Linked DNA regions of Mus musculus: region 2 is linked to region 1. A link is a loop called in an ENCODE intact Hi-C map of the cell type or tissue named here. Cell type or tissue: heart. All regions are shown on one strand. Links, peaks and the distances in the headings refer to the core of each region. The heading gives the core; the rest is flanking DNA. Region 1 has its middle 16 kb from the start of Gm52540. Region 2 overlaps Zfp831 (zinc finger protein 831).

Evidence for each region. Hi-C counts contacts between places; a loop is a spot of excess contacts. Peaks named below come from ENCODE experiments on the same cell type or tissue, not always from the same donor. Only the 100,000 strongest peaks of a DNase experiment are listed, where the experiment ranks them.
Region 2: it touches region 1 in a loop (10-fold over the local background); 24 of 42 quality-filtered maps call a loop at or near these places.

What each region holds. Positions count from the first base shown.
Region 1 is chr2:174,485,451-174,501,947 of GRCm38, reverse strand. No RefSeq gene overlaps it. Among named protein-coding and RNA genes, the nearest start is that of Gm52540, 16 kb to the right of the region's middle. In heart, for the core only: a CTCF peak has its summit at 8,882 (motif pointing left); no DNase peak of the experiment used is centred there.
Region 2 is chr2:174,669,435-174,685,931 of GRCm38, reverse strand. The region is part of intron 3 of Zfp831 (zinc finger protein 831); the gene reads right to left. Among named protein-coding and RNA genes, the nearest start is that of Zfp831, 34 kb to the right of the region's middle. In heart, for the core only: CTCF peaks have their summits at 10,065, 11,768 (motif pointing right) and 13,238 (motif pointing left); DNase peaks (open chromatin) are centred at 10,081, 11,751, 12,121 and 12,941; H3K4me3 peaks cover 2,125 bases; H3K27ac peaks cover 1,070 bases; H3K27me3 peaks cover 619 bases.

The DNA.
Region 1 (16,497 bases), core at 5,655-13,654:
TAGGCAGTTTCTCCAGCCTCAAAGTGGGTGTTTTTAAGGTCCTGCCTCTGGACCTTAACCTAGGTGTGGGTTATGCCGGTGTGCACTGCCTCTGACAGGTTCAAGTAGGTGCCCAGCGTTCTGTTTGTGCGTTGCCCACTTTTTCTCTCTGCATGATGGCCATTGGTAGCTATGACCCGCCACTAACACACTGTCTCCAAGCAGTTAAGGGGACTGTTAGCATTCACGCAGCACCCCTTTCCTGTGATAAAAGAACTCATGTGCACTGTTTAGGATTCTGCCTTTGTTCCCAGCAAAATGTCATATCAGATATTTGTCTGTTTGACACGGTCTCCTAATTTTCCATCGCCATGGCTGTGAGCTTGTCTGCGGAATGATTGGAAAGTCATTTACTCCCTCACTCTTCCTGTATTGGACACTCAGGTGACCAGATTCTTCATTAAAACAAATTACCCTCTCGTAAACATTTATGCAAGCATTCATTAATGCATCCGTGGGAGGGAATATTAATTTGAGCCTGTGTTCTATGGAAGGATGTTTTATAAAATGAATGCAGATGTAGGGTCTCCTTTGAGGAGCTCCGGGTGGGCTCAGGACAGCACGGTCAAAACACCAGCTAATTAGGGTACTTTATGTCTGCGGAGGCCTGAGGCATGGCTCCATATGCCAGGCTGTCCCTGGGCTCCAAGCTCCAGCTGGCTGAATTTGCCTTGCCTGTGCAGAGCAGGCAGCTCCCAGGTCCACACCCATAACTATTAGAACCACAACATGAATGAAGAATGTCTGTCTTTAAGTATCCCAAAAAACTCAGGAAAATAAAATTGCCATCCTATGTAACAGATGAGTGTCATCGAGATCCAGTCCGGTCCAAGTCCAAGTGTCACTTCAGCCCCTCAGCTGAGCCCTGTGAGGGAGGTACCGCAACCTCAGCTTTACACAAGAGGGTGCTACGCAGGGTTGAAAGCGCTCTCCCTAACATATCAGAATTAGAATGTCCCACTCCAAGCTCCGTGCTCCCTGCAGGGACCCCTTTTCTCCTCAGACATAGGATTATGACGCAGGAAGCAGAAATGTCTTGCGATCCTGTTTTCATAGTGCCGTATTTTATTACTTTTTGTAGGAAGGAAGGGTTTGTTGGCTCATAGTTTTAGGGTTCCATTGTGTGGAACTCATGGTGGCCGGAGTGTGAGGCAGTTTCCCCACATGCATCCACAGTCAGGAAACACAGAGAGATGAATGCTGGTGCCAGCTGGTTTTCTTATTTGTTTTTTCCTTTTTATTTAGCTGGGACCAAAGGCCACGGAAAGGTGAGGTGCTACCCATAAGCAGGATGGATCTTCTCTCCTCAGTAAAATCCTCTGGGAACACTCATAGATGTGTGCCTTTTATTTCCGTTCAGAAGAGCATTAGCCATCCGAGGCATGTGTCAGGGTAGCCGTAGACTATTAACAGCAGTCTTTTCTTTCATGTTTTGAGACAGAGTACCATATAACCCAGGCTGGCCTCCAACCTATGTAACCAGGGATAACTTTGAATTTCTGATTTTCCTGCCTCCACTTCCTGAAGGCTAGGCTGATAGGTTTGTGCCACTACATCTGATTTATATAGTCCTAGTGATGAATGCCAGCCTTCGTACACGTTAGGCAAGCACTGAGCTTTATGTTCAGTGAAATCAGCCGATTGACTCCCAGGACCCATTGATAGATTTGGCAGCTCGGGGTGTGAGTGGGGTAGGGAGGTGCCTCACTATATAGGCCTGGCTGGCTTGCAACTCTTTTCATAGACTAGGTTAGCTCAAAGCTCTGCCGCAGAGAATTTCCTGCCTCTGCTTCTCAGAATTGCCAGGATTAAAGGCGTGAACCACCAAGCCTAGCCCTGGTAGGTATCTTTTCAAGTGTTTTGTACCTGTCAATAGTTTCTGCCCAGTGTCCAGTGCTTACGATTACTGGCCTTGCATACCTGCTATGTATTGAGAAGGTTCCCTGAAATGCCAGCCCTTTGCGATATCAGAGTTCTTTAAGGTTGTCATTTTATAAAAATGGCAGACATGGAGGTAGCTTATCCAATAGTCACTTGCCACCAAGCTTAGCAGATTGAGTTTAGTCACCAAGACCAACACAATGGAAGGAGAAAACAGACTTTTGCAAGCTACTGTCTGGCTTCCACCCACATGCCCACCCACGTGCACGATAAATAAATAATCTTAAACTACATATAAAACACAGACCTGTAATCCTGGCACTGAAGAGGCTGAGGCAGGAGGGTAGCAAGTTTGAGGCCAGTCTGAGGAGTATACTAGCTTCATTGACAGCCAGAGTTACAGAGACCTAGTATTTTTTTAAATGTTGAGCAATTCTAATGATCAATAGGTTTGCTTTAGTCTTCTTACTGGAATACTATTTGGCAATAAAAGACGAAGTGAATCCTGCCATTTGCAAGCACATAGCTATAAGCGGAGAGCGTTAGGTTCAGTGAAACCAGCCAGCCACAGAAGACAAACACCTGATGATCTCACTTGTGTAGGAATACTTTTTAAAAAGAAAAATAGTTCGTTGACGCTGAGAGTTGAATGGAAGATTTGTCAGTGGGTACTGAGTTACAATCAGATAGGGTCAGGAGGGCCAGACTTAGTCTCCTGGGTGCCTACAGACCAATGTTCCATTGGCTTCAGAATGCTAGAGAGGGTTTAGATTTCTTTCAGTGGCAACTTGGAGGATCTGGGTGCAGCTCAGCGGTGGAGTACACCTGCCTTGTAGTGTAAGGCTTGGGGTTTATTCCTCAGTAATGAGGAAAAGTAATAGCAGCAAACTCGTAAGGAAATAAAAACATTTAACACTATGCACTGCACATGTGTGGAAATGGTAAACATTAGCCTATTCATATAGATAATTTTATGTGATTGTAAATTTTATTCATGTGTGTGTGTGTGAGAGAGAGGGGAGGGAGAGAGGGAGAGGTAGGAAGAGGGAGGGAGAGGGAGGAAGAGGGAGAGGGAGAGGGAGAGGGAGAGGGAGAGGGAGAGGGAGAGGGAGAGGGAGAGATGCATAAAGGCATCCACGGAGGCCAGTCGAGGACATCAGATCTCTGGAAACTGAAGTTACAGATAACTGTGAGCTATCATGTGGGCGCTTGAAGCCCCACATCCCCTCGAAAAGCAGTGGGAACTCTTAACTCCCGAGGCATCTGTCAGGCCTAAAATCATGTTTTTATAATATTTCGTGTGTTTGTGTGTGTGTGTGTGTGTGTGAATCATGTTTCTATAATATTTCGTGTGTGTGTGTGTGTGTGTGTGTGTGTGTGTGTGTGTGTGGTGCACATGTGTGTGCACATGTAAATATATCAGCATGTACATATCAACACAAGAGTACAGGAATCCGTTCTCTTCTTCCACAAGGTGGGTCATAGCAATCAAATTCGAGTCTTCAGAATTGGTAGCAAGCAACTTTGCCTGCTGGAACATCTTGACCTCCTACAATCATTAATATATAAATTAGTTTGCAACCCCATAGGAGGAACAACAATATGAACCGACCAGTACCCCCAGAGCTCCCAGGGACTAAACCACCAACCAAAGAGTACATATGGAGGGACCCATGGTTCTAGCCACATATGTAGCAGAGGATGGCCTTGTTGGACATCAATGGAAGGAGAGGCCCTTGGTCCTCTGAAGGATTGATGCCCCAGTGTAGGGGAATGCCAGGACCAGGAAGCAGGAGTAGGTGTGTTAGTGAGCAGAGGAAGGGGTGATAGGGGGTTTCGGAGGAGAAACCAGGAAAGGATTTACATTTGAAATGTAAATAAAGAAAATATCTATTTTTTTTTAAAAAGTAAAATATTTAAAACAATGTCTATTTTCTTGCTTCCATCCTCTGTAGAACCAAGTTCTGCATCTCTGTGCCATGCCTCACACTGACCGAGGTCTGCATCTCTGTAACATGCTTCACACTGTCACTGTTTGGAGTTAAGCACTGGACAGACCCTGGGCCACAGCCACCTCCACTTTCTACTCTGCTGGGGCTGGTAGCCAGTCAGGCTCAGGGCACAGCATCTTGTGGGTGAGCAGGAGTTTGGGGCGGATGGATAGCAGCCTGGGGATGAGCAGCAGTTCGTAGGGTGAGCAGGAGCTCTCGGGGTGGGGTAAGGGGATGAGCAGCAGCTTGGGGAGGGGTGAGCAGCTCCTGACCTACCATCTATAGAAGGTGGTGAGATCATACCTGCTGCTATCATTTTTATCTCCACCTGGGCTATATTCACTACAGTCTACTAGATAATCTATCCTACCTTCATAGTTTGTAATTTGTTGGTTTGAATAGGAACAGCCTTGTTTGAACGTGTGGCCAGTAACAAGGCCAGAAGGTGTGGCCTTGTTGGAGGAAGTGTATCATTGTGGGGGACAGGCTTGCTTTTGAGGTCCCCTATGCTCAAGCTATGCCCAGTGTGCCTGTGGATCAAGATATAGAACTCTCAGGTTCCTCTAGCACCAGGTCTGCCTGCATGCTGCTATGCTTCCCGCCATAACAATAAAGGACGAAACCTCTAAAACTGTAAGCCAGTCCCAGTTAAATGTTGGCCTTTTATAAGAGTTGCTGTGGTCATGGTGCCTCTTCACAGCAATAGAAGCCATAACTAGGACAGCGATACTTCCTTATGTCTTTAAATCTTTACATCATTTTATTTTCTTGTGGCTTTTATACTCTGTTATTTCTTTATATTCTGTTGGTCTCTCTGTTTAACTTTGATGGGTTTTTTTCCAGTGTTGGGCATTGAGCATAAGCTTAGGTAATCTTTGAATTACTGAGATTTGTGAGATAAATTGTTTTGAGTCAGGGTCTCACCATGGGGTTCTCAGGATCCACCTGCCTCAGCCTCCCAAGCGTGAGATGACAGGCATATACCAACACACTCTGCCATATGTAATTTTATATCTTGCCTGTAGACTTGCAGTTCATAGATTGGCTTATGAGGAAGATATATGTAGTTTTGTAAAGTTTAGAAAGCCAAGAAACCTGGAGACTATGTGGCTGGAGTTGTGCCAGGTGATGGAGGATTTGACAGCAATGTCCTCGAGACAAGCTTTGTGAATATCTGGATAACCAGCTCTGCCACTGAGCTCATCTGTGTTTAAATAAATACTTTAGATTTCTATAAAGCCATTCTTTTCTAAAGGATCTTCTGTTGATTTGCTGCAACTATTTTGTTTGTTAGTTTGTCTTCTAGGCAATTTAGTCGGATTTAAGGAGCTGCCGCCCCAGGCTAAGGGCAGAAGCTCAGTGGGTGCGCTCGCCCGGCAGGTACCAGGCCCGGCAAGTAATGCCTACAACTGTCAGAAAGTGTACTTGTAGGGAGAGGGGTTACCAGAAGGGGATAAGGGGAGAATGAGGACTGGGGGAGGTGAGCAAGCCACACTGACATGTATGTGTGAAAGTGTCGTGAGTCCATTATTCTGTGTGCCAACCAGAGGACATGTTAAAAGCCAAGAAAAAAGAAAAGGGGTGGGTGAAAAAGTTTCTCTACCAGAGAACAGCATGGCTCACAGTCAGAATCCTTTCTGGCAGTTTCCAGTACATTTCACATGCATGTTGCCTGTGAGACTTCTTTGTAAGGACTCATTGGCCTGTCTTGTCCTGTTTAGTGAACACTGCTGCCAGTGAATGCGTGGGGAACACGCATGGGTTACAGGGCTCTCTGCTTCCAGAGATTGGCTCCTTTCTTAGCCTTGGTACAGACGCTCTGTCACCTGAGTACACCTTAGTACAGGTGCTCTGTCCAGTCTCTGGGAGCCCACTCTATTCTTTTCATGCCTTAATTGTCCCACGAACACATTAAGTGAATCTGAACTGTAATTTCATCCTTTTTGGGGGGCGGGGGGTTGAGACAGGGTTTCTCTGTGTAGCCCTGGCTGTCCTGGAACTCAATCTGTAGACCAGGCTGGCCTCGAACTCAGAAATCCGCCTGCCTCTGCCTCCCAAGTGCTGGGATTAAAGGCGTGTGCCACCACCACCCAGAAATTTCATCCTTCTTATAAAGAAATATCTCTATAATTGTTTACTGGCTATAATTTTATATTTTTTAGAATTAATATAATAGTTTAATTTTTTAAAGAAATAACATATTAAGAAACTGGTCCTATCTCATAAAATGCAGTTGAATTTTGTCATGTTACTCTTCAAAAATCTAGAGAGATTGTCATCTAATTTGCTCATGTCTTATATTATTAGTTCTGTGGTTGAACCATCCTTGAATTCCAAGAATTTTGTTTTCTCTGAAACACCGGATGCTTTGGATGGTTCTGTCCTCTGTATTCCTGGCTTCCGCCACTCCTGCCAGGGCCTCCCCTCACCTGTACTCTGTCTGTCATGTCTTCCTGGAAAGCATTCCTGACCATTCCATGGAGAGTCCTTTACCTGGAGCTTAGCAGTTCCCTGATGAGTTTCTGAATCCGTTCCCTCCCTTACCAAGCTGTGAAGGCACCCTTCATCTTGAACCAAATTTAAGAATTTTAATTTGGTATAGAGAGACACATTTTTTTTTTTTGAGAATTACCAATAAGGTAGCCTACTTACACATACGTCCTATAACTTCCGTCTCCAGTCTAACTCCTCCTTTTGGTATGTTGGGGTTTTCTACAGATTTGTCGGAACTTGATCTGTGTTGAAGCTTCAGGAAACTCACCTGCAGTTCCCTTAGCTTAGCTTTTTGCTTCCTAGTCACAGCCTTAGGTTTTGCTCCTAAGTGTTCTTTTCTTCTCTATGGTGTTTACTGAGCGACAAATGAACCTTCTCTTTTTCATTTTAAAGACAGAAACATTACCTGCTTTCATTGGCTTTGTCTGGAAAGCTTGGCTTTGATACACTTTGATGTGAATTTCTGTTATTATTTTCTAAATGGTTCTTGGTTTCCCCGTTGTCCCAGTTGGGTTTTAGAAGACTTCTGGTATGATTTGGTTTGGTCTGGTTTGTTTGCTTGTTTTTGTCTTTTGAGACAGGGTTTCTCTGTGTAACAACCCTGGCTGTCCTGGAACCCTCTCTGTAGATCAGGCTGGACTTGAACTCATAGAGATCCACCTGCCTCCGCTTCCAGAGTGCTGGGATTAAAGACATGAGCCACCATGCACATGCACAGAAGAAGACTATTTTAAGACATCATCATAACTTGTAATTTTGTTGGATGTGCCCTCATCTTTTAAAGATTTATTGATTTTATTTTGTATTTATGTGTATGTGTGTATGTGTGTGTGTGTGTGTGTGCCTGTGCAAGTTTATGTGTACTGTGTGTGTGTAAGAGCCTACAAAGACCAGAGGAGGACATAGAATGTTCTGGAACTGGAGTTACAGATGATTGTGAGCCAGCATGTGGGTGCTTGGAACTGAACCTGGTTCCTCTACAACAGCAGCCTGTGCTCTTAACCACTGAGCCACCTCTCCAGTCCCTGCCTAAGGCTTTTAATATAAAGGTTTAGTCAGATATAAATCAGCAAACGATAAGATGGGTAAACCTTTTTTAAAAAATTCTAAAGAAAATATGTTCTGTTCCATTCATAGGCTTCAAACTCTTGTCTGGGGTAGCATTTTAACACGTCTCTCCAGCCGAAGGTTGTCAGTTTCTAATGAAAGTTCTGGAATCCTTTTCCTTGGGGGAGCTTTTGGGTAGGTTTTTTTTTTCTTTATGTTTTTGTGTGTCCGTGCTTGTAGAACCGTTGATTTCTTCCACTCTGTGTGATTTCTCTTGACTTACTGCCACCTTTGCTTTTTGGCATTATCACAGCTGTATATCTATTGTATTTTCTAATTTTAGGTTACATTTTAAAAAAAATATGTTCTCATGAGCTGTATACTGCTGAAATGTTTTTTAAAAGATTAGGCTGAACACTTTTGCTTTCTGATGGGTGTTCCAACAATGGTATTTTATTTGGCGTTCACAGTCTTCTCTCTCTCTCTCTCTCTCTCTCACATAAAGCTTTTTTGACTCAATTCAAGTCACCCAAGTGGCCATTTTCATAGCTTATATTTTTCTGTCTTACAACAGCTTGGAAGTATTTTTAAGGAACTGAAGGAAAGAGATTTCCTGCTACCCACTCTATAGCCATGTCACGAGAGCTGCGTGAGCTAATGAGCCAGAGGGACCTCTCAGCTTCCACACTTCACCCTGACAAACATAGCAACTGTTCTGCCTTGTTGGAGCTTGCTTCCCTTCTATGCCTGATAGTCTTTCTTCTGAAGTGCATATTCTTCTCATGCGGTTGAGCCGAGAGATTATTTGATCCTTCTGTTACGATATTGTTGCCTATATCAAATATTAAATATGCCATTCGAATGCCTTTCTGTACTCAAAATGCTACCAACCCACCTCATTTTATGATCTCCTCTGTTCCTCTACGCAACTCCTTAAAATTTAATAAATGTGGCATTTCATTAATTATACTTCATGAAGAAATTTGAAAAGGAGAAAGTTTCGACAGCTAAGCCCTTCTCTTTAATGAACGCCTCGTGCAATGTCCTTTATGTAAAGGTCACCATTAGTCTTGATTAACAGGCATGGGAAGTGTTGAAAGTTCATGTCAATTTCCTTCTAGTACTTTCTCAACGTCATGATAGAGAATTTGTCCCGAGTAAAAGATGATAGCATAACAACATAAGTTGTTCTCTTCACAATATCAGCTCCTCGAAAACACCACACTTTTAACAATAACATTAATAGCAACCCTCAATTAACTCTTATTAAGACAGCTCTATCCCTGACAGTGCACACAACATTGAGAGTTGATAACAGTAGTGAGTCCTGAGTGGGGACATGGATAGAAACCAAGACAAAGGACCTAACACTCATGAACAAGTGCTACTCTTGGTTAACGTTGGCTTTCCCAGCATCAGGGCACCCCCTACTGACTAAAGTCCAAATGAAACTGCTTGAACACCATCTCATGAATGCCCTGAAACATCACCAACTGGCTTCCCTGTGAAGGACCTCTGCCCACTGTTGACTGGGTCCTCAAGGGCTGTGTGGTGACACTTCAACCCTGTCACATGGCACTCAACACCATTCAACATCTGAAAGAACGGTTTCCCATGTTTCCCACCAAACATTCAGTCTACACCAATGAAAGGAATGAATCAAAGATGGTCAATAGAGTCCTCACCCTCTTAACCCTTCTGAGGGAGTGAGAGAGACCCTGCCACAAAATCATCCAAACTTGTTTTCTGATATTGTGAACCCTGTGTCACCTGGACAGAGTTCCCAACTATCCCCAACTTCTTTCAGCAACCTTCATATACCTTCCCGACCCCTGGGCTCTTCTTTCTCTCTAAAACCCCACAAAATACTCTTCTCCTTTGTGAGCCAACTAATGAATAGTGTTTTGAACTCCAGAGAGTGGTTGGGCTTGTTGTTTGTTTGTTTGTTTCAATTTTACCTTACTACAAATAATTCTCTGGCCTGCATGTCTTTGTTCAAATTCTGAATATTCAGTTCCAAAATTTCCCATCGATAGGAATCACCAGGACCAACAGGAACTTTTGAGACTTTTCTCAGCTCTTCACCCTCCAGAGAGATTATATCAGTCCATCCGTACTTTGAGTAAAAGTATACAGAAGTCTCCATTTCAACACACAGGCACCAGCTCTGAACAGGGTGTGCTTTGATTCGGTAAGTTCAGAAGCCCCAACCTGGTAATCTCTCTTAATTTGCATCTAATGGCTCCCCCTGAGTGGCACGCCGCTTCTCAGCATCTGTCTCTTCGGTCACAATGGTCTACTTCTTACTCGTAATTTTTCTTTTCCAAAAAACTTTAGTAGTCCTTAGTGGCTGCTGTCAATTTAAAAATAAAACAAGGCAAAATTAATTCTCTTTTGTTTGTTCATTTTTGGAAAAAAAAAAATGTTCCTCTGTGTGTACCTTTGGCTGTCATGGAACTCACTCTGTAGACTAGGCTGCCCAGAATTCCACCTACTTCTGCCTCCCGAGCACCTGGGTTATTCTTGCTTTTTCATACTTTCCCATGTTTCTCAATATATATTTGTCCTAAATATTCACTTGGGTCTTTACAGGCCTTTTGGCTTCTAGTGTTTTCTCTCTGTTTGATCTGGGTTGATTTTGTCACATCGCCTGGGGTGATCCAATGTGCCCCCTCCCCCAGGCTCTTCGCTGCCTATCCCAGCATTCCATTCACTGCCCCCCTCCTCTCCCTTTGGACCCAAAAAGCTGATGTAAACCACCTTTTTACGCCGGGCCACACGGGCCACATGGGCCACACGGGCCAGGCTGGGTTGAAAGCTGTTCGTTTCTCTCTGCCCATCATTATAATCCAGTATCACTGTGTTTTCAAAGCTGAGACAACTATTCCACGGTGCTCCATCCGTTGGGGCAGGACCTTCTCTTCGCCTTTTCAGAGCCGTTCTGGAGATCCTCTTCCATGTGGCCTTCTGAATCAGGGTCAGAATTGCTCTACCAGGTTCCTAGCACGTCCTATGGAGATTCAGTTAGGGATGATTGACAAGATGGAAATGTTCTCTTTCCGCCCAGTGGCCTGGTATACCTTCTTGTAGTCAAGTATCTTGGTACAGTCTTTTGAAAATGTTTCTGGGGCTGGAGAGATGGCTCCGTGGTTCAAGAGTACTTGCTGTTCTTGCAAAAGACCAGAGTTCTGTTCCCAGCACCCTCATTGGGAGGAACAGGGTGACAGACAGAAAGAAGAGGAGAGAGAGAGAGAGAGAGAGAGAGAGAGAGAGAGAGAGAGAGAGAGAGAGAGAGAGAGGAATAATAAATCTTTTAAAAATGAATTGCTTCTGATGTCTTTGATTTAGATCCCGAATGCCTCTTGCTAAGATTTTTTTTCCCAGAAAAATCCACACTTTGAACAGAATTTTGTATCTGATGTTTATGAGGGATCATTGCTGGTAAGAACTGAATGTGTCAAGTTTGAGGTTTTTCAATTAATTTTTAATAAAACATAAAAGATGGTGATTTGGATTTTTTTATTTAAGACAGAGTCTCACTCTGTAAATAAGGCTTGCCTCAAACTCACAGAAACCCACCTGCCTCTGCCTCCCAAGTACCAGGATTGAAAGCATGCGCCACCATGCCTGGCCATAAAAGGTATTTTATTAAGTTTTCAAAGAAAACCTGGTTACCCAAGTAATTTTAGTGGACACACAAATAATGGTATAGGCTGGTTAGTTGTGGTTAAAATGCAGACACTTGAATGCAGTCCCAGTGAAGGAACCAAGTAGCTGGTGTCAGTAACAGACATTCCGTGAGGCCCCGCCTTATTACAATCTACATTTAATATTGCTCTAGTAGTTTTGTGTTGTTGCAGCAACAAGGCACCTAGCAAAGGCAGCTTAAGGAAAAGAGACTTTATTTCACCTCACGTTCCAGTGATGGAGTCTGTCACGTCAGGGAAGGCATGGCGGCAGGAGTTGGGGTCACATCCCATCCACAGACAGGAAGCAAAGGAGCATGATGGTTGGCCCTCAACTTACTTTCTCCTTATTTATCCTCATGGGATCACAGCCCAGGAAATGGTTCTGACCACCTTTAGACACAGTCTCTCCACACCAGTTAACATAATCCAGGGGATATGACCTCTCAAGGACACGCCCAGACATTTGTTCCCATGCTGATTCTAAATTCCATCAGGTTGGTGATCAACATGAACTATCACGGATGTCATTTGAAGACAAGAAAACACGCTGCTTCCTGAATTCCCCCCTGGGAAACAAGAAACAATAAAGGAAAATGACTAAGTGTTGACTGTGGTCTTCGTCCTTCTCCATATTCCAAAGACCCTCAACACACGGGTACTAATGGCTGTTTTCCTTTAAGGTATCATTATGGAATTGTGGAGGTAGATCATTCACGAAAGTGCTTGCTTTACAAGCATGAGGTCATGAGTTCAATCCCAGAACCCACATAAAACGCCAGGGACAATAGCACATACCTATAGTTCTAACACTAACGAAGCAGGGACAGAAGCATCCTGGGGATTCCTGGCCAGTCAGCTTGATTTAGTCCGCAAGCTCCAATCCAATAAGAGACCCCGTCTCAAAGGAAGTGAGTGACACTTTTCAGAAAGACACCTAAGGTTGTCATCTGACTTTCCCACATGTGCACACGTATGAATGTACACATGCACCATCTTCATCATTGTCATCATCATTGTTATCAACATCATCAACACCATCATTGTAGTCATCATTACCTTTATCATTGTCATCACCATCATCATTGTCATCATCATCTTTATCACCATTATCATTATTGTCATTATCATCATCATTGTTATTATTGTCATTGTCATTATCATCGTTATCATTGTTGTCATCATTGCATCATTATTGTCAGCAGCAGCATCAGTGTCATATCATCATTGTCTATTGTAGTCATTATCATCACTATCACCATCATCATTAACATCATCATCATTGCCATCATCATTGTCATCATAGTAATCATTGTCATCACCATTATCACCATTATCATCATTATTGTCATCACCATTGTTGTCATCATCTTCATCATCATTATCATCATCATCATCGTTTTCATTACCATGGTCTGTTGGGAGCCCTCAGCTAGGATGTGCCGTGGCTTTTCCTCATTGTTAATGCAACAATACATTAAATGTAATAATCCATGAAAGGGGCTTTTCCAGTTGGATTTGTGTTTCATTTTGAGATCCAGCTCTTTGGAGCATGTTTTATTCTGTTATTCTCCCCAGCAGAAACAATAAAATTGTTTGTCAAATATTTCCTTGATGAAAAATGGAAGGGGAAGGAGCTGGGTATATATGCTGGTGCAACTGAGCATTGAACAAACCTTCAGCAGTATGGCCACGCCCCAGAGCTGGCTGGATACCCTCCAATTGATCATCTGGACACTTCCAATCAAGACACAAGTGGCTTACCCAGGACATATGGATCAGCATTTTTTTTTCTCTTGGACCTGAACACAACAGCAGTTCTCTGAACTAGAGGCCATTTAGGAGTAGGCACAAGCCTCCCCCAGAACCTGTTCCGTGCACCTCTGGACCCCTGCAGCTCAAAGCTCTGGTCTCCTTAGACACCCTCTTGGACCCAAGGGAGCTGGTGAGGCTGCTGGTCAGATCTGCATACCTGCTGGTCCTCTGCCTGTAACTGTGTGTCCTCTCTGGTTTGGGGACCTTCATGGAATGCTTTATGAGTTCCAAGTTTTGTTAAATAGTTAAGTTCGTTACCTGTTTACACAGCTGAGCCCCGTTGCCAAGTGAGACCTGGTATACTCAAATGCTATGGCTCAGCTGACTTCATGTTGAGTCCTCATTTAATCAAAACTGGCTTGCTGAGCAGAGGTTGAATGCCTGGAACTGTGCTAGGAACTTGTAAGGATACAGGTGCAAACGACAGAGATCACCTTTGCACATGGTGCAGCCTGGTGTTTTCCCTCTACATACTAGCTCACACCAGGTCTGAGAAGACCCTAAGAATCCTGTAGACCTCTGGATCTCTCCAACCAAGTTCGGTTTGCTTCGTTGTCTGGATGCTATTGATTGATATCTTATTTTTAAAAGTCCTCTTGGTACATTCCTGGAGTGGTGGTGGAGCAGCTAAATGGACAAGTGACAACAGAGTGACAGGTGGGTTTACAGCTGGGAGGAATGTGGTCTTGGTTCTGTTTGCCTCAGGTTTGGTTTGCTTTGAGAGGAAGTATGGGGACAGAGGACACACAATTGATGTGGTGGTTGAAATAAGAATGGGCCCCATAGGCTCATATATTTGAATGCTTAGTCTCCAGGGAGTGGAACTATTTGAAAGGATTAGGATTAGAAGGTATGGCCTTGTTGGAGGAAGTCTGTCACTAGGGGTGGGCTTTAAGGCCTCTCCCTCGCCCCTCTCTCCCTCTCCCTCTCCCTCTCCCTCTCCCTCTCCCTCTCCCTCTCCCTCTCCTCCCTCTCCTCCCTCTCCCTCTCCCCCTCCTTCTCCCTCTCCCTCTCCTTCTACCTCTCCTCCCTTTCCCTCTCTCCCCTCCCCCTCCCCCTCCCTCTCTTCCCCCCTCTGCTTGTGGATGAGGTTGTACTCTCAGCCACTTCTCCAGCACCATGTTTGCTTGCATGCTGCCATGCTCCTGTCATGGTGATAATGAGAAAACTCTAAAATTCTAAGAAAGGCCCCAATCAAAGGCTTTCTTTTATAAGAGTTGCCTTGGTCTGGTGTGTCCTCACAGCAGTAGATCTGGGATTAAGCAACAGGAGTGGAAAGAATACCTTCACACTGTTGCATCCCCCGTGCTGTCCCAGGTAACACTTGATTATTCAAAGCTTGTGCCAGCCCACTGGCAAAACTGGTCAGCCACAGTCTGCTTTCCATGCTGGGTATCAGTAATCCAATTGAGTCTTTTAGACAGCTCAACCAGATTTGCAATCACTTAGGAGCCATAACTGTGGGCATGTCTATAGGGATGTTTCTAGAGAGATTTGACTGAGTTGACACACCCTTAATATGAAGATCACAATCCCATGGGCTAGGGTCCTAATAGAACCAAAAGAAGGCAGTGAACTGGCCCTCTCCCTCTCTCTTCTCTCTCTCCCCTCTCTCTTCTCCCCTTTCTTCCTCTCTCTACTCCTCCTCCCATCTTTCTTCCCCACTTCCTTCCACTTTCTCCCTAGCCTTCCCTCTCTCTCTGCTTGTTGACTTGACTATGGACACATGACTGATACCTCAGCTCCAACTCCACACCTCCCCCATCATGATGATCTGTATAGCAAACATGACCCAAGGTAAAATAAACCTTTCCCTCCGGGTGTTTCTGTCAATGGTTTCAGCACAGCAGTGAGACGTGCAGGCCTGTCCCTCCCTATGGAAGTAACATGTAGCCTGTGCTATCGCTCTGCCCCTTACTTGACTAGATACACTCAGTGGGGCTCTAGGCATTCTTCTAACTCGCAGGCAACCACGCTCAAGGGTGTATTGATCCCCAGGGCCTTGGAAAAGAACTACCTCTGAGAGTCTCATTCAAGAACCTTCCTCTTACAAGGTAGCACCACATGTCAGACTGTCCTTCTGCTCTGGGGCTCTGACTGTAGGATGCTAAGTTATGTTTTAAGGTACCGGACCAGTCCTTACAAGATGATTAATGGCAGACCACTGACTTTCTTTCTACACTTCCTTCTTTTTATGTTGGTTCTTTGGTTTAATCTTTGTTGATTTTACTATTAATATTATCATTATCATTATTATTATCACAAATGTCTTAGGCTCATGTAGCCCAAACTAGACTGAAACTTGCTACACACATCAAGATAACGTTGGAGTTGATTATCCTCCTGCATTCACCTACCAAGTGCTGGAATAACTACACTATGCAACCCTGCCCAGTTTATGTGGTGCAGAAGACCAAACCCATAGCCCGGTTGTATGTAAGAGCCAGATTCTTCCAACTGAGCTCCACCCTCAAGCCTTTGAAATAGAGTTTCTGGAGCAGACACGGAACGTTTCTTCCAAAGGATCTCAGGAAATCCACAGCGTTTCCTGTACTAATGCAAAACACCACGTACCCTTTTGTATTATTGATTGACTGATTGATTGATTGATTGATTGGGGGAGGGCATGTGTATGGGGACAAGGGAATAGCATGAAGGTTCTCTCCTTTCATCACGTGGATCTGGGGATCAAACTTGGGTCATCTGGCTTACCATCAAGTGCCTTTACCCACTGAGCCACCTTGCCAGCCCTCGATCCCCAATTCTCTGAGTAGAATCTGCCCAGTATTTGTGACACTTCCACTAGTGCTCAAAACATTGCATGGTGTGGACCATCTTACCCAGTAATGAGTAAGGGCTACTCAGCAGGTCACACTGTCAGCAGCTATAGCCAAGGAGGCTATTGCTGGTCCAGCCCTCAGAATGGGAAGGGGTGGCACACTGCCCAAGTAATGTATTTGTGTTGTAGTAACACCTTGGTCACAACAACAACACAGTGATAAGAGGGTCTGACCAGGAATCAGACAGAAATAGCCCTGCATCCCTTTGCCTCTGCTTCTTAGCTCTGATATGGGAATAATGGTCCCTCTCCTCTTCATCACAAGATCCCATCCTGGCCACTGAGTGAGAAGATCAGCTTGGAGTCACTGTAGAGAAAGACAAGACACTGACTGGCCCCGGATGGTTCCCAGGCACTCACGTTCCAGGGAAAGGATTTGGGCCACAGGTATGAAAGAGGTGGCCTTTTGATCCTTTGAAAGTGTGGGCAGCTGAATCCTCTCTGCAAATGGGTCATGGCAGTACTTACTCTAACTGTCCCCAGTTGCCCCAATGGACACTGGTGTGTTAGATCTTACAGCAGCTCATCAAGAAAAGCATCATCAAGAGTAGGCCATACAACCTGATACAACTGCAAGAGTATCTATATCCATTCAGAAAAATCAGATGGACCCTTTCGGGATTCAGATAACAAATTATTACCAGCTGCCACCCTTACATCAGAACATTCAAAGGGAGCCTCTTCATTTGCTGTTACTGCTCTTATG
Region 2 (16,497 bases), core at 5,261-13,260, 180 kb before region 1:
GTGAGAATTTCTAAAGATAAGAAACCTGACCATGAAGAACCCAACAAGTATGATCTTAGCCAGGCAGTTGGGGACAATAACCTCCAAGTTGGTGAAATGGCTTTCCTAGCCTCCACGAGCCATGTCTAATCATGAGGAAAACATCAGACAATCTTAGATGGATGCTCATCCTATGAGATTCCCCAGTACTTGTCCAGATGTCAGTACCCCACCAGTCTGAGAATGGTTCTAGCCAAGAGACACCCAGGGAGGCAGTTGTATGTCATGTGGTATTCCAGATGGGATCCTGTGACAAGAAAAGGGCTTTGACGTTTCTTAATGGTCGTGGATTCCTAGAATGACACATCTGCCCTACTGCATGTTCACGGTGGATGTTTACAATAAGGGAGTGCAATAAACAGAACTTCACAGTGTCTCTCTCAAACAACCCAGGGCTTTAAATATTCTTTGAAGGCCTATGCAAACCCCTTTCTCTTGGGAAAGAAGTTGAAAGTAGGAAATGTTGAGCATCCTAGAACATGGATTCTTAAAGAACCTTCCAGAAGCCCACATTGTCTCCTTGTTCTCTTCTGAGAGGGGATGGTGAAGTGTCACTCCATCCCTGATGGTCTTTGAAATAAACATACATTTGCTTTTTGTCCTCATCTTTAGGCATCTTTAGCAATCTCAGAGACATTGTTAGGACCAACTAGCTGGTATCGACCCCCTCCTCCCAGACAACCATGTGAGACCTCCATTCAAAAGTAGCAAGAATTTCAGGGCTTGGAAGAAGACTTCATTGGCAAAGTCCTTGCCTTGCACACAGGAAGACCTAAGGTGGAGTTCTACAACCCATGTGAAAAACTAGGCTCAGTGACTAATCGCAGCACTAGGTGATGGGAACAGGAAGAGCCCTGGACTAGGTCGAAACCAGTCTAGCCTACTTGTACATCTCCAGACCAGTGGAAGACCCTGTCTCAAAAACCAGGGTGATGATTTCTGAAGAGCAAGAACTAATGTAATCTTTGGCTCTCATATTCTCATAAGTGCATCTTCATGCGTGCGTGCGCGAGCACACACACACAGAGGAGAGAGAGAGAGTGAGAGAGACAGAGAGAGAGAGAGAGAGAGAGAGAGAGAGAGAGAGAGAGAGAGGCATACAGGCAGAATACCCCCTTCAGCCACTATCATATACCACAGGCAGGTAAATTTACCTCTACTCTTTTGCAGAAGTTGGGGGCAGGGGATGGTTGTAGCTCCACAAATATCTGTCCTAATTTAAGTCATCGTCAGCAACAAACACAAATGATTAGAGTTGTGGTTGCTGATTCACAAGATTGAAAAGGCTCCAGAATATCTTTTAAAGGTCTTCTCTTGATTCCTGCTACACATTCCGAATTTAGCAGATGCCTGAGAAGACATAAGTCTGTGGCCACCGTCCACACAGAGGTGTAGGTTCTTGGATATGTGTGATCATTGCTGGTCTTATAGCTTGCTTCAATAGCATATGTGACAAACACAATCTAAGAACAGGTTGACCTTGGTTCACAGCTCAAGGGTCCAGTCCATCACAGCAGATGAGTCTTGGTGGCAGGAGCGTGAGGCAGCTGGTCACACCACCACAGTCAGGAAGTGGAGAGAGGTGAATGGTGATGCTCAGATTGCTGTCTCCTTTTTATTCAATTTGTCTCCACCCATGGAATGGCACTACCCACATGTAGGGTAGATCTTCCCATCTCAGTTAACCAGGTCCAGAAACTCCCTCAAAGACACACCCAGGGATTTGTGCCCTAGATTGCAGCTCTAGAATCCAAACCCAGAGTGGAAAGCTTAGAGCAGACACTGAAATGTTCTTTCTTCTCTTCTTTTCTTTCTTTCTTCTTCTTCTTCTTCTTCTTCTTCTTCTTCTTCTTCTTCTTCTTCTTCTTCTTCTTCTTCTTCTTCTTCTTCTTCTTCTTCTTCTTCTTCTTCTTCTTCTCCCAGAGTGACCCGTATCACTGATAACCTGAAGCCTTTCCCTCTAGCTCAGCAGTAGCTGCTAGAGTGCTAGGTCTCAGTTGACACAGCTCTCCACACAGGTGCTAATCAAAAGCCACCGTGGGCTGAGGGTGGCTCAGAGGGTAAAGGCGCTTGCTACCAAGAATAATGACTGGAGGTTTATCCTGGGAGTCTACACAGTGGAAGGCAAGAGCTCAGCCATGGAAGTTGTCTCCTGACTACCTAACGTGAGCACACCCCAACACACGCACACACACGTACACACACACACACACATGCACACGCCATGCACACATGTAATTATAATTAAAAGGTGGTCAAATAAACTTACTGGATGTAAACTAGCCCATCTTCAAAATTTTATTTCCAGAATCCCAAATCCAGTCTCTTCAAGAAGCCAAACTCTGCCCCTTTATCGCAACTTGAAGGTTCTGGGGAAGACTCTTTCCAGGGTATATTAAGAGCTTAGATTCTGAGGGAGCTAAGGGCTGAGGTGGGCTTCATGGAGTAGCCATAGTCAGACCAGCATTAGAGAAAATCCTGCTTCCAGATTATTCTGCAGCCACTTGCCCTCCCATGTGCAAGCGAGCAAGCGAGCGAGAGGTAATCACAGGCTAGGTCCCTCTCTCCTCATCGACTATAATCATACTGTAAACCCTGATCATTTTTGTTTTTTCAAACTCCACTTAATGTCAGTGTGCATCCATCAGGGCTTGTTGCTGTTTTCCTTCTTTTAAAGAAGTAGTTTCCTTTAAAGGCTAAGTGCAAAGCCTGAAGGTCAAGGCCTCCCATTCGAAGAGCATCTGATCGTGAACTCTAGGACAGCAGGCACCACGCTGGGATGGGACACGTGTCCTTGTCATCCATCCTTGTGTGTCCTTGCTGACAGTGGTGGTGGGGAGAGTCTCCTCCTGGAGTTCTCTCACAGTGTAGACATCAATGGGCTCTCCCTGAGTGGTGGGTGACGGAGGACTGGGAAGCAGAAGTAACCATGAATAAATGATAGGACCGTTTCCTGGAGTTTTGATAGACGCTCATGCCTCATTCCCTGTAAACAATAGCAAGGTGTTTCTCTGCTGTTGTTGCTGTGCCTCATCGTATGATTTGAGGCTTCTTCGGTCGTTGGGAGTGGGAAGCAGCAGGTTGGGAAAGGCAAGGCCAACCATGGCAGTTTGGAGACAGAGAAGAGACTTTACTCCTTGGAGTACAGGAAGGGAGACAGAGGGGGAAAGAGGAAAGGCGGGGGAAGGAAAGTGGGAGGGGCCCAGGCTCATGAACAGTATGGAGCATTCAACAACAAACTCTTAAAGAGATGTCAGAGAAACAGAGCGTGTTCCTGAGGAGAACTTCAAAGCCAACCCCTTTCTGTCTCTCCAGTCACTGTCTCCAGGAGTGCTCCAATGAGTAAAAGTTTGCTGTGCTCAGAAAGACAGGAGGCCCAGGACTTAACAGTTCTGGCCAAAGAGATGGGAAGTAAACTGGATGGAATGTGACCTCTGGGTACTAGCGAGTCAACTCTAACAGTACTAGACAAAGTTCCTTCTAAGGGAACAGTCTAAAGGAAACTTCTTTAGACTGCCTGCTTACATTTGAACTTGTGTGGCAGACCTGCATGGTCCCCTTCTGATCTCCTTCCTTGGCACTGGAAGGAGTCACTTGCCAGCAGGTGTGAAGGACTGCTGGGTTGAAACATGCTTTCTCCACTTTTCTCTGCAGCTGAGCACGGTTAGCTGGTTTAGTTCCAGCCTAGGTGACCTGAGAGGAAGATGTGCCCAATTTACAAGAAATGCCTCTCATGGGAGAATGCGTGCCCTCTCCTTTCTCCTTCCCATTCACAAGAGCACCGACCTAACAGCAGGAGCGACCACAGCCATTCTGTGGTGTGAAAAAAAAAAAAAAAAGATCAGAGAACTAAGAAGGAGGAGGTCCGGTCCTCAGCACATAGCAGGTCCTGCACCATGCTTAGACCATTCACACCCCAGTGGTTATTTGTGAGAGAAACAAAACTTCCTAAACCCACTGTGCTTTGGGGTTTTATGAGAGCAGCTCAGACTTTATCATATTTAATTCCACAGTAATGCAACACATTGGTAAAAGCTCCACTGTTTGCCTGTTCCCCAAACACCACAACCTCCCTGTGTGCTTGGTGAATACGCTCTGTCTGATGGTCCCCAAATAGCAAGCCCTTATCATCATCCCATCATATCTGTAGAGTATCTGGACCAGCAACCAGCAAACCATAGTGTGAAGGCCAAATCTGATCTGCTTGTTTTAGTAAATAAAGTTTTATTGGCACACAGCCACACCTATTCGTTGTTAGACTCTTCCTCCAGCAATGCTGCTGAGGGCTTGCCGGGCAGATTACGGGGTTGTCTACACAGAAGATTGCCAATGCTCGACCTAAGTAACAATATGCAAAGGTTAGTGAACTTACTCTTTCCTTTAAACAATGTGTGTGTGTGTACCTGTGATGCATGTGTGGTTTTGGGCATGGGTTCACATGCCTGTATGAATGTGAGTTCGTGTGCAGACAAGACAACTGTCAGTCCTCAGGAAGTATCCACCTTCACCACACACGAGTGCTGTCATTACATCACCTCCACACTCCCCTGGTGTCCGCCAACTCTTCCAATACACTCCCTTGCAGACACATGACTTCTTCTTAGTCATTTATATATTAGTATATAGATATACCTATAGATTAAGATATACTACTGATCCTACCTAGTGTTGCTCATATGTCACTAGAACTTACCATACAGACTAGACTGGCTGGGTAGAGGGTCCCAAGAATCCACCTGCCTCCCCCTGTCCCCTGCCCATGTTACAATCCCATGCCACCATACCCGACTTACAATCCCATGCCACCATACCCGACCTTTTAAATGGCTTCTGGGGATCAAACTCGGGTCCTGGTGCTTCTTTAGTCAACACTTTACCTACCGAGTTAACTCTGGGTTCTAAATAAGACGATTTACACTCAGGCTTTGTGTCTCTGTCTTAAATGGAAGCCTTGTAAGTTCAAGACAGAGTTATCTTTTCACTCTCCCTTTCTTGCCAACAAAAGCCGGAAGCTGTTTGGAACTCCCTAGAGCAGTGTTCTTGACTCTGAAGCCAGGTGGCCCCCTGACCAGATCCAGACAGCAGCTGAGGTGGGGATTGCTGGAGGCGCTACAGAAAGCCAACCCCAGCAGCGGTGCAATCTCTGTGGGGCTAAGCTGTTTTCTGAGTTTTTCTTTGTTGGCCAAGGATGGCCAGGTAATTCCTGAGGCTCATCTTTTTCCATCTCACACACAAATGTGGGAGCCTCAGGGGTTTCCCGGGGACCTTGCTACCCACAGGAAGCATGCAATGTCACAGGTGAGCAGAGAAACCTAGCGCACTGGGGAGGTCGCCAATGGCCATTTTCTCATCTTTAGAAAGAGTCTCAGTAAAGCACCAATATTCTTGTCCAGGAGGAGGAGGAGGAGGAGGAGGAGGAGCTTAAAATGCAGCCGGTGAGATGGCTCTGTGGTTAAGAGTACTTGTTGCTCTTCCAGAGGACCCAAGTTTAGCTCCCAGTGCCCACATCAAGGCTCCCAACCACCTATAATTCCAGCTTCATCAGATCTGATGCCCTCCTCTGGCCTTTGTGGGTAACTACACTCTTGTGCACATACCCTACACACATACCCATTATAATAAAAACAAAATTGGAAAACAAAAAGTTTAAAGGTGATGCTAATAGGGTTTAATTGCCATGATCAGTCTACAGTAAATGTTCCATGGACAATAGCTAAAAGGACCCCAGATTTAACCTTTATTAAGGTATTCAGGACAACAGAAACTGGTGACATCAAGACTGATCAGTAAACAGCACTGAACTGTTAAAATAAAGATACTCATAAGAGGCCGGCATGGCTGCTGGTAAAGTTCTTAGTGTATAAGCATAAGAATTATTCTCCAGAACCCATGAGCAAGCGGGGGAGGGGGAGCAGAGACATACCCCAAGGGTCACTGACTCTATCAGCAAGGTCAAGTGATCGGCCCTGTCCTAAAGATTAAGGCGGAGACTATGAGGAAGACACCTGACATCAACCTATGGTCTACACACACACTCACACACACACACACACACACACACACACACAGAGTTTTTTCTTTTATTGAAAAAAGTTTTTTTATACATTATGTTTTGACTATATTTCCCCTCCCCCTATTCCTCTCAGGTCCTCCCCACCTTCCCTCTCTTCCAGATCCACCTTCTTTCTATCTCTCCTTAGAAAACAAACAGGTATGTAAGGAGTAATAATAAGATAGAATAAGATTTAAAAAAAAAATCAGAAAGGACAAAACAACCAAACAAGAAAAGGATTTAAAGAAAAAGCACAAGAAATGTAGAGAGCCTCAGAGGTACATGGGTTGCCATACACAGGACTCCCATAAACACAAAATCAGAAGCCATCATGTACACAGGAAGGATTTGTAAGGTCTTCCAAAAGAGTCCTGCATTAACAAAGAACTCTAAGGATGGCATTGACTTTATTTTTTTGTTGGCTATTTACTGCTGGACATGGAGCCAACACTTAAGAGTGGTTTGTGTCCCCAGTGAGACTTTGTGGAGAAAACTAATCTTTCATTTGCGAATGATTGTCAATTGGAACTAGCTTCTGGGTTATAGATGGGGTCGTGTGCCCATCTCTCCTTTCATCCCTAGGACTCCATCTAACACAGACCCACACAGGCCCTATGCATGTGGCCACAGTGCCTGTGAGTTCATACGTGCACCAGCCCTGTGGACACATTACATTCTTAATGAACGTTAAAATGGATGACTATTTAAAATAACACATAGAAGTAAAATTGACCCTAGACAGCTATGTACAGGGAATTGTTTAGGTGGTAGGTCTTCTGTTTATAGTAGAACAAAATGAGCCTTCTTGCCTCATATCCAGTAAAATCCCATCTGACTCTACAGACATGGCACTGGCCCCAGTTCAGTTCCACTGAGCCTCTCATAGCACCAAGACCAAGATCTCTCTACAAAACAAAAGATTTTCCCCAAAAAAGCTGCCCTCAGAAAGGAGGGCATGACCAAATCCACACAATCTTCCATTTAATAGGGAGCTGGCTCCCCAGTCACAGAGTGGTTCATACTGGTTGAGGGGTAACACATGCTCAGTAGCATTGAGCGTCATCCACTTTGGTGTGGACTCTGTTGCGCTCTACAGTCTCTTGCCAATGGGCTGCAACCATTTCTGAGTCCCACCACCATGAAGGACAACCGGCACCCCGCAGTGCCCCAAGTCGGGATGTGTGGTAGGTGAGTTAGGAATTCAGTGCACTTTGGATGCTAGATGCTCCCCCACTTAGCCATGGGCATATCAGGACACAGTCCCATCCTGAATGGAGGAACATGAGGCCTTCACGTTGAATCACAAAATGCTACTCAGAAAAACACATTAGACTGATATGACGCCAATGGATGCTGGTTTGGTTTATTCAGAGACATTATCTGACAAAATTAGTTTTGGAAAAGGTAATGGGGGGTGATTTTAACACAAATACAGTCATTAGTCCCAGACATTTGGGATACAATTATAAGCCTTACGTGTTGCTCTAAACAAATCTCTTAAAGACTGCCTTAGAAAAAGCAAAATGGAACATATTTTGTGAAAATTGCGAACAGGCATCTACTGGAAAAATGAAAGTGACTGTCCTAATGCCGACGGAAAATGGGCTCTTAGGGTAAGTCTCTATGACATTGTCCTCCAGTTCTAAAGGTACTAAATCTCAAAGAGCCGGGATGAAAGCAGAGAGCTGTTCTCTGAAAGCCACATTAGGTGACTCAAGCCAGCAGCTCTGGGGATGACAAAGACGTTATTAAAGACGCACAGTGAAAGTTCAGCTCAGCTGCCTCGTGAATGTGAGCAAAGCACATGACACCAAACTAATGCTTTATGTAACGATACTTAAAGGGGCCTGGACCACAAGAGTAATCAATTAAAGGTCAGAGGTGGCGGTTGGCCTGTTGCATCTACGTCTCTCTATGCTGTTTTAGGTTGTCCCCAGACTCTGTGCCTTCTTTGGGTTGAGGAAGAAAAAAAAAAAGGTATGGGGCCTATATGGTACATGACTCCATCTTGAAACTTACAGATAATTGGTGTCTTGGGTTCTCCTGGAGATGACTTCCTAAAGAAGTCCTGGGAGAAGTATAGATCCAGAAGAAACTAGAGGGAGATGGCTTCTGTAGGCAACCCTTCAGAGAGGTGAGAGCTATAGACAGGATATGGGAAAGAGCCAATCTGGAAGAAGGTTAGTGCATAGCATCTACTAAGACCCTTGCTGTGTGACCCATGGTGTGTAGAATAGAACTCACTGGTTGTGAAAATTCTCACTCTCCTCTACCTCTTTGGGGGTGAAAGTTCCCCCAACATGTGCTTCCCTGTGTTCAGCAGCCCTTCTCCACCCAGTGGTCCTTCACCAGACAGACACCCTTCCTCAGCACAGGGTGGCCCACTACCACCTTCCACCTGGTACTGCACACAGTCAGATCTCCCTAAATTAGGCATGCAGAGGCTTGGGTCAATGTTTTCCTTAATGCAATTACTAAGTTGGGAGGACCTACATGAGGCCACTAGAAACTACCGAAAGCCATCAGAGACAGCCCTAGTAGTCTAGGAATAACATATAGGGGCATTGCTTAAGTCCCCAGTCTGACTGATTTGCTTTTGTGCCTAAGTCTTTTTGAGTTGGATTTTAGTCGTTTGGTACCAAGAGCAGTGATGGATATTCAGCCATTCTCCTAACCCACAGGGACACTGAAGCTTCCTTAGACCCCAGAGTGAAGGGAGGCATATATTCTTGAATGTCAGTTGACCCCTAGTACCCTCCTGCTCACTTCGACGCTGGGATGAAAGATTTACCTAACATTACCTCATGGTAGACTTAAATACAAGGCTTGGTTCCCCCAGGAAGCCTCTAATGGATCTACATTTGAGAAACAAATCAGATTGATGGAATGAGCTAGTCTTTTCTAGAAATAGCCGTCTGCAGCTTGCATCAATTCCTCTGGCTTCCCATTCTGCTGTGCTCGCGGCCATCAATTCCCTCCTTATCGAACTCCTCAGACGACTGCAAGGCAGATCCTCAAATGGAGAGGTGGGATGAGGAGCAAGGAAGAAGGATGTGCGTGTGTGCGAGAGCTTCTGGGAGCTCAAGCTGTTGAAACCAACTCCAGTCTTGCTAACCCAGCTGCGGAAAAGGCATCGATTGACAGGAAAAGTCAACACAAAACCAAACAAAAGAGAAAGCCAAACTTGCCCTTCAGAGAAGTTTCCAGAACATGTCAGACAGGGCTCATTCTGAGCTTCAAAATGCAGTTACTTAGAATGGACTAAGAGGATTTCTCTCTCTCTCTCTCTCTCTCTCTCTCTCTCTCTCTCTCTCTCTCCCTCTCTCTTTTAGTTTTTTTTTTAAATTATGCATTGTATTTATAATGAGTCACTTCAATTAATTAAAATTAAGTACAACAGAACACAACAGATAAAAATTAATAGCAGAAAATGAAGAGCCTCCTCTGCCACTTAGGAACAGCAGCGTCGTGTGCTAGCATGACAGAGTGAAAGCAGAGGGTAGAAACCACGCATGGAAACCCAGCAGAACCCAGAAGCAACTGTAAAAGGAGAACAATCGCTTCCAGATGAAAACATATACCACCTTTCTCACTTGAGCCATGAACGTGTGAGCTTGTGAGAGTCAAAAGCATAGTCTATTTAACCCACTTTAGCAGAGGTAGATGCAGACATGTCTTTGGTTCTCTATGGTCTCCACTGCAACGTTCAACGTTTTAGGATACAAGGAAGACACAACGGGATTTTAGATTGCCCTTTCAGAAACAATGGGTAAAGCCTGGTGGGTGGCAACTATGATGCAGGAGGAGTTCCGTACGTTTGAGGCAGCCTGGGCTATGTAGCCAGATCTTTCGTGGAGAGAGAAAACAGGAAAGGTACGATTAGAAGCCACAACAGCTCCCCAGGAAATAGCTAGTGGACAAAGTAGGAATGCCCGTGTGTTCTGCTAAAGCAACAGGGTGCTATACTGGAGTCCACCACTAGAGGCATCAGAACACCAGGCTCTACCGTCAGAAGGGCAGGAAGAAGCCTAGGCTGGGTCAGGGCAAGGGGGTTTGGGAGATACGGGATACCCAGAAATTCCATCTTGGGAAAGATGCCCCCAAATCACAAATGTAACTTTGGATGCAAGTGACAAACTCGAAATGGACCCGGTTCAGTGAGAAGCTGGGAAGAAAGGACACATACCTATCAGGAGGGGACGGGTACAGACCTTTCTGGGATAAGAATAGAAAGCCCACCTCCCCCAAGTGCCACCACATTCCCCACGGGACTTCTAGGGAGTTGGGGGTGTGGAGAAGCAGCTGTCTTCCTATAGTCTCCAGGACCAGAAGGGAGAAAGAAAAGGAATTTTCCCCTCAAATCCAACCGGTGAGTCCCAAAAGAGGATACAGACAAACTGCGTTTGGCATTTGGCTCTCCTAAGCCAGATGCTGAATGTGTGGGTGTTAGATGACAAAGAGAAACGGCAGTGAGCCCCCCCCCCCTTAATAAAGATCTCTGACAGTAGTGTGTGTGTGTGTGTGTGTGAGAGAGAGAGAGAGACAGAGAGAGAGACAGAGAGAGAGAGAGACAGAGAGAGAGAGACAGAGACAGAGACAGAGAGAGAGAGAGAGAGAGAGAGAGAGAGAGAGAGAGTTTGAATTACCATCATGTAAACACTGGAAGATCTATTTACTGTCAAATTCTAGATTTTTCTCATAGAGACCAGAGCTGGCTTTCTCCCTGTATAGGAGCTAAGATTACCCGGATGATAGTTTGGTTTTTGCATTTGTTTTGTTTTGTTTTGTTTTGTTTTGTTTTGTTTTGTTTTGTTGGGTTTTGTCCTTCCTTCCTTCCTTCCTTCCTTCCTTCCTTCCTTCCTTCCTTCCTTCCTTCCTTCCTCCCTCCCTCCCTCCCTCCCTCCCTCTTTCTTTCTCTCTCAGTTCTGAAGCAAAGCTCAGTCCTTAGCAGCAGGACTCAGGTGTGAGGGACCAGAGAATCTGAGTGCCGCATGCTACTGCCTCTTCTGGGCAGGCTGCAGCGCCCGCTCCTCTGTCTCTGATTTACATTTGTTTTTCTGAACGGCTTTTTTTTTCTTTTTCTTTTTCTTTCTTTCTTTCCTTCCATGTGCTTCCTAAAAACACGGTTCTGAGGGAGAGCTGGGGTGTTTTGAAGTTGGGAGGGTGGTTGCTGACCATATCCACGTTCCTTCTCACAGGGACCCTCACCCCATCCCCCGGTCTTCTCTTTTCCCATCTCTCACCCTGCTCTCTGCAATGCTCAGCTTCTCTGGGTCTCAGCCTCCTACGAGGCCCCTGCCTATACTCCTGTCCTTATTCCTCTGGGGGTCATCATTCTTCCTTCAGTACATCTGGGTGGCATTTACGTGAAAGCAGCAAAAAGGAACAAACAAGCAAGGGTCGCCTGCGTGCTCAGACTGTAAGCTTCGCCTGCTCTGCAGGGGTCCAGCCGAGGCTGGCAGTACAAACCCTGCTGGCGATTAGCCTGCTCCTGGTTTAGCCATTTGAACTTCAAAAAATATAAACTAAGACCCAGCAAGGTGTCCGGGTTCGGAGCAGACCCGGGGTGCAGTGGAGGGGGTCCAATCACCCGCCGGGGATCAGGTCCTGCCAGGTCCTGGGCAGCCTGCAGCTCCTGCTGCAGTCGGCGCTGGCTATTCCTCGCAGGCAGCTGTAGGGGGCGCCGTTGAAGCTTGGTAGACGATTTTCCAGCAAATACAGAGTCATGCTTCGCTTTTTTTTTTTTCCCCCGGATAATAAATCCACAGAGCTTGTTTTTAACCCCCACCAGAGGTTAAAGTAGTTTCATAAAAAGTTTTTGGTAAATTCATGGGTAACTTTTTGAGGTTATGTGAGGTTGTTGTCAAAAAAATAAAAAGAAAGGGAAAGAGAAAAACAGCTTTTAGCTGTTGTTCCCTCTCTGCTCATGTAAGACCAGAGTCACAGGAGGGCGGATGGGAGGGGGATTGGAGCTTGGTGTTTTTCCAGAACAGTCCATGCACAGCCGCAGCTCCCTAGTCCCCCCGGAAGCCTAGCGATGGGGCTGGGGGTCGTGGGTGGCTGCGTAGGGTCTGCTCTGCACCCCAGCCTGCAGCCACCTGCCAGACAGCTGCCCCCGAGTTCCTGCCGGCGCCGGGGATGCAGTGCTGCAGTCTTCTCGATTTTTCTACAGCTCCCAGCCCGCAGACCCCTGCCCAAAGCGAGTCAGGGTGTAGAGAGAGCTGGTCGGGGGTCTTTGCATGCATTTCCCGAGTGGCAGTCAGAGTAGGGGTTAAACGGATTAAGAAGTTTATCCAATTGATAGGGAAGGAGACTGGAGGAGGCAGAGGGAAACAGCGCAGTTAAGGGAGGGGGCGTCGCACATTAACTATGATTCAGAGACTCAAATGCACCGAGTTCGTTTTTCATCTGCCTTTAGCTAGAAGAGAAAAATAAGGAAATTATAGAAAATTGAGACGCTAACATCCCTAAGAGCACTGTGCGCCCGGGGGTGCTTTAATGAACACTTAATAATTTCAAATGTTCGTGCTCAGAGGTGGCTTTGTCCGTCTCCAGCATGTCAGGTGCCTCGTAGCCATCAAAAGCTAATGCCTTTGGGCTGGGACAAAAAAAACAAAAAACAAAACAAAACTGAAAGTTAAAAACAAACAAACAAACAACATTTTAAGAGTTTTAGCAGAGAGGGGGCTATCTAGGAACCTATCTTTTCATCCACTATGAACTTGGGCACGACTCCCTGCCAGTGAGGATGGGGAGGTGGGTAACCTTGGCAGCCACCTCTGACCCCAAAGGCCATATCGAAACTCAGGTGAGGAAAAACATTTGGCGGAAACCCTCAAATGCGGAAGCAGGAAGCTGCTTGTTGTTGGAGCTGATTCTCTGAGCTCCCTGCCAGCATCCAAGGTTGAGGTGAAGGCCAACAGGAGAGGGGAACCTTGTCTGGAGGTTGGGGACCTTAAGCAGAGCACCAGTGACTTTTTGAGCTCCCTCTGGAACATCCATCAGAGATGTACATGAAGCATAAATACCCTAGCCTTCTCTGTGTCGCACTAGGGACCCAGTCCCTGGCAGCGGAATGAGACTCCACAACTTCTGGCTCACTCCTGTGGCCTAAAGACATCTTCTCTAGATGTGGGGTGAAAACGGTAGCGCCCCCTACTGTTTGCTACCCTGGTCACACGCTACAGAGTACTGTCATTTTGTAACAGCTCTCTGCCAAGACCTCGCTCCCTGTTGGACCTAGAGGATCCTGTGATGTGGGCCTCTCAGCAACGCCCCCCTCCCCTTGGAATGAGTCAGGACTTTCTAGACAGAAGCCAGATTAGACACTAGCCATACTCCATTTTACAGATGAAGGCCTGGGGCAAAAAGAGACAGATGTCCCTCGACTTAAAAACAAATGAATTCTAAGTCCACAAATGAAATTACTGGTTTCTATAACACCCCCGCTTCACAGGAAGCTGGGAGACCGAGGACAGCGGCTTCAGCGTCTCAGGTGCGCTGAGTCCAAGGCAAAGCAGAGCGTGAGAGCAGATGCTATGGCAAAAACAACTTCCATCAAAACAACCTTGCTCTCAGCTCCCAGCCAGATGTGGACACCTAACCCCTCTTGATGCAAAGGGATTAGGAAAAGGTTAGGCAGGTGGCAAAGGGCCATTAGCATCAGAATCAAACCTTTCCCATGACATCATTAGGGGGCTTAAAGGACTGAACAGCAAAGCCCCTTCTCCTTGGGATTCTGTCACCTAAGGTTGGTGGCGGATCACCTGTCTCCTCCAGAAGACTCGCTGTTTCGGACATTTTGTGTCTCAGATTTCTGCTAACACCTTAGTTAGAATTAATCCTAAAGGTTCTAACCAAAAGGGTCAATTGGGAATTGAGGGGTGTGGTGGTGGGGTGGATGAGAGGGAGGGGCCAATGGGGTGAGAGCGATGTTGAGGGCTCACAGCTCACCCTACCCTATTTTCTACTCTCATTTGGTTGCCCGGCCTAGCATTTCACAAGAGAAATTTCTAGAACAAAATTCAGGCTTCATTTGTAGTTCCCCTGGGAAGGGTGGTTTGCGGAAAGGCTTTCTTTCAGAAAGAGACGCATCCTCAAGATCTGGCCCCCTCCCGTCTCCATGAATACCTGCTTGTTCTTTTCAAGTAGCCCCATCTCCACTGACCTGGTCATTAGCACCGGTGGCACTTTTGCCTTTTCGATTTCTGGGGGTCGGGGTGGGGGAGTTCAAACTTCTGAACTGGTTATGGTATGGGACTCGGTAGGTAGAGCACCTGCCTGGCACGCACAAAGCCCTGGGTTCAATCCCAAGCACAGCACAAACACAGCATGATGGTTCATTCTGCATGTGGAAACAGGAAGATCAGAGGTTCAAAGTCGTCCTGGCATATGTAGGAAGTTCAAGGCCTGTCTGGGTTACATGAGACCCTTACTTGGAGACAAACGGGAGGAGACACAGAGACAGAGAAGAGAGCCAGCATGCAAGTTACTCCAGTAAACAAGACTCTTTTAGTGGTTGCTAAGGAAACACTTAGGATTTAGATAAACAAGTAAATAGTTAAGTGCTATGCATCTTCACTGACTGTTGTAGCATGTATAGTTTTTTTTTTTTTTTTAATCTTTTATGATTCAAGGAGGGAAGCAAGGCGGCTGGAGATACCCAGCAGCTATCCCCCACCGCCCTCCCTCCCACCCTCCCTCTGCAGTGGGGGGCTGAATGGAGAGGCCATGGGGACAGGTGCGGGTGTGCTGCAGACCTCCTGTTCCTGTTTGTGTGCCTCAGCTCTCCTTGTCCCCCCCCCCCAGCCGGTCTTGTCAGGACCCCTCATTCAGAAACTGAGTCATATCAGAGAGCTCATCGTTCTGCATGCGTAATGACCTGTTTACCCGTCTCTGTGGGCTCCCCTTGCCAGACCCAACTCTCCCAAAGGACAGGGCCATAGCGTCTTCTCATTTGCCTGTCCTCTGCTCCCACACACTGCCTGGCACACAGCAGGGCCCGGTAATTGCACGAAAACCTCAGGACTCATCTCCTTTGCAAAAGTGTCATGGTCCTCTAGTCCCCGAGCACCTTGAGGAGAGCCCACGACGTCTTCTGCCTCCCCATTCCCTGCTCCCGTTCCTTCTCCCTTCTCATGGGGCATCAAGACACGCACCTGCTCATAAGATCATGATTTATTGCTTTAACCTAGGGGTGAGACACCATCTCCGAGTTTGTACGGACAGGTAGAAGCATCCTTTGTCACTTGCCTGACCCCCTCCTGTTTAGGCAGCCATCTCCCCTTTACTCTCAAGAGCTCCACGAGGCCTGGCCAGCCATACAATATCTCTGTAGCTGGATTAAAGACAGGCAGTGATCTAGACTAGGCCTGAGAGATTTAGTTTAGGGAATTGGGCTGGGGCAACTATTGGGTCACAGAAGCATGGAAGGATGGAGAGGTTCCTTGTTGCCTAGAGACAATGTAACTGAGTCCAGTAGCCATCAGTAGAAGCCATTTTTTTTCCTATATGAGATGATACCTCTTTCCCTCCTTCCTTTTCTTGCCACCCCTTCTTATTTTTTCTCAAGCAAGTATGCATGGGTGTATGTATGTGCATGTGGAAGCATGTGTGCATGCACACGTCTGGGTGCACGTGTGTGTGTGCGTGCGCGTGCACACACACACACACAAATATAGACTTTTCTCACAACAGAATCTTCCTAATATAGGTATACAATATACAGTGTTCATAATAAGACAGTGTGGTGTCAGTTGGGGACAATAAAAGCTTTAAGGGACTTCAGAGATGACCCAGTTCATAAGGGGTTCACCCTCAAGCATGAAGCCAATAAAAACAAAAACAAAAAACAAACAACCCCCCTCCAATGTTAAAGACAGAGAATGTAAGGGAACTTTCTAGTTAGTCAGCCTAGTGACCCTGTGTCCAAAAAAAAAAAAAAAAAAATACAGTGGAGAAGGCTGGAGAGACTGCTCAGTGGTTAGGGACACATACTGCTCTTATAGAGGACTGGAGTTCAGTTCCCAAATCAGGCAGCTTTCAACACCTGTAACTCCAGCTCCGGGGGATCTGAGAGCCCTCTGACCTCCTCTTCCTCCTCCTCCTTCTCCTCCTCCTCCTCCTCCTCCTCTCCCTCCTCCTCCTTCTACTCCTACACACACACACACACACACACACACTAAAATTTAAAAAGGAAGGAAGGAAGGGAGAAGACAGGGAGAGAGAGAGAGAGAGAGAGAGAGAGAGAGAGAGAGAGAGAGAGAGAGAGAGAGAGAAAGGGGTTCAGTTGGCCATGGTGTTATACAAGTTTATCCAGCACTGAGAGGGCAGAGCCAAGTAGATGCATCTCTGTGAATTCAAGGCTAGCCTGGTCTACATGGTGAGTTACAGGACAGCCAGAGCTA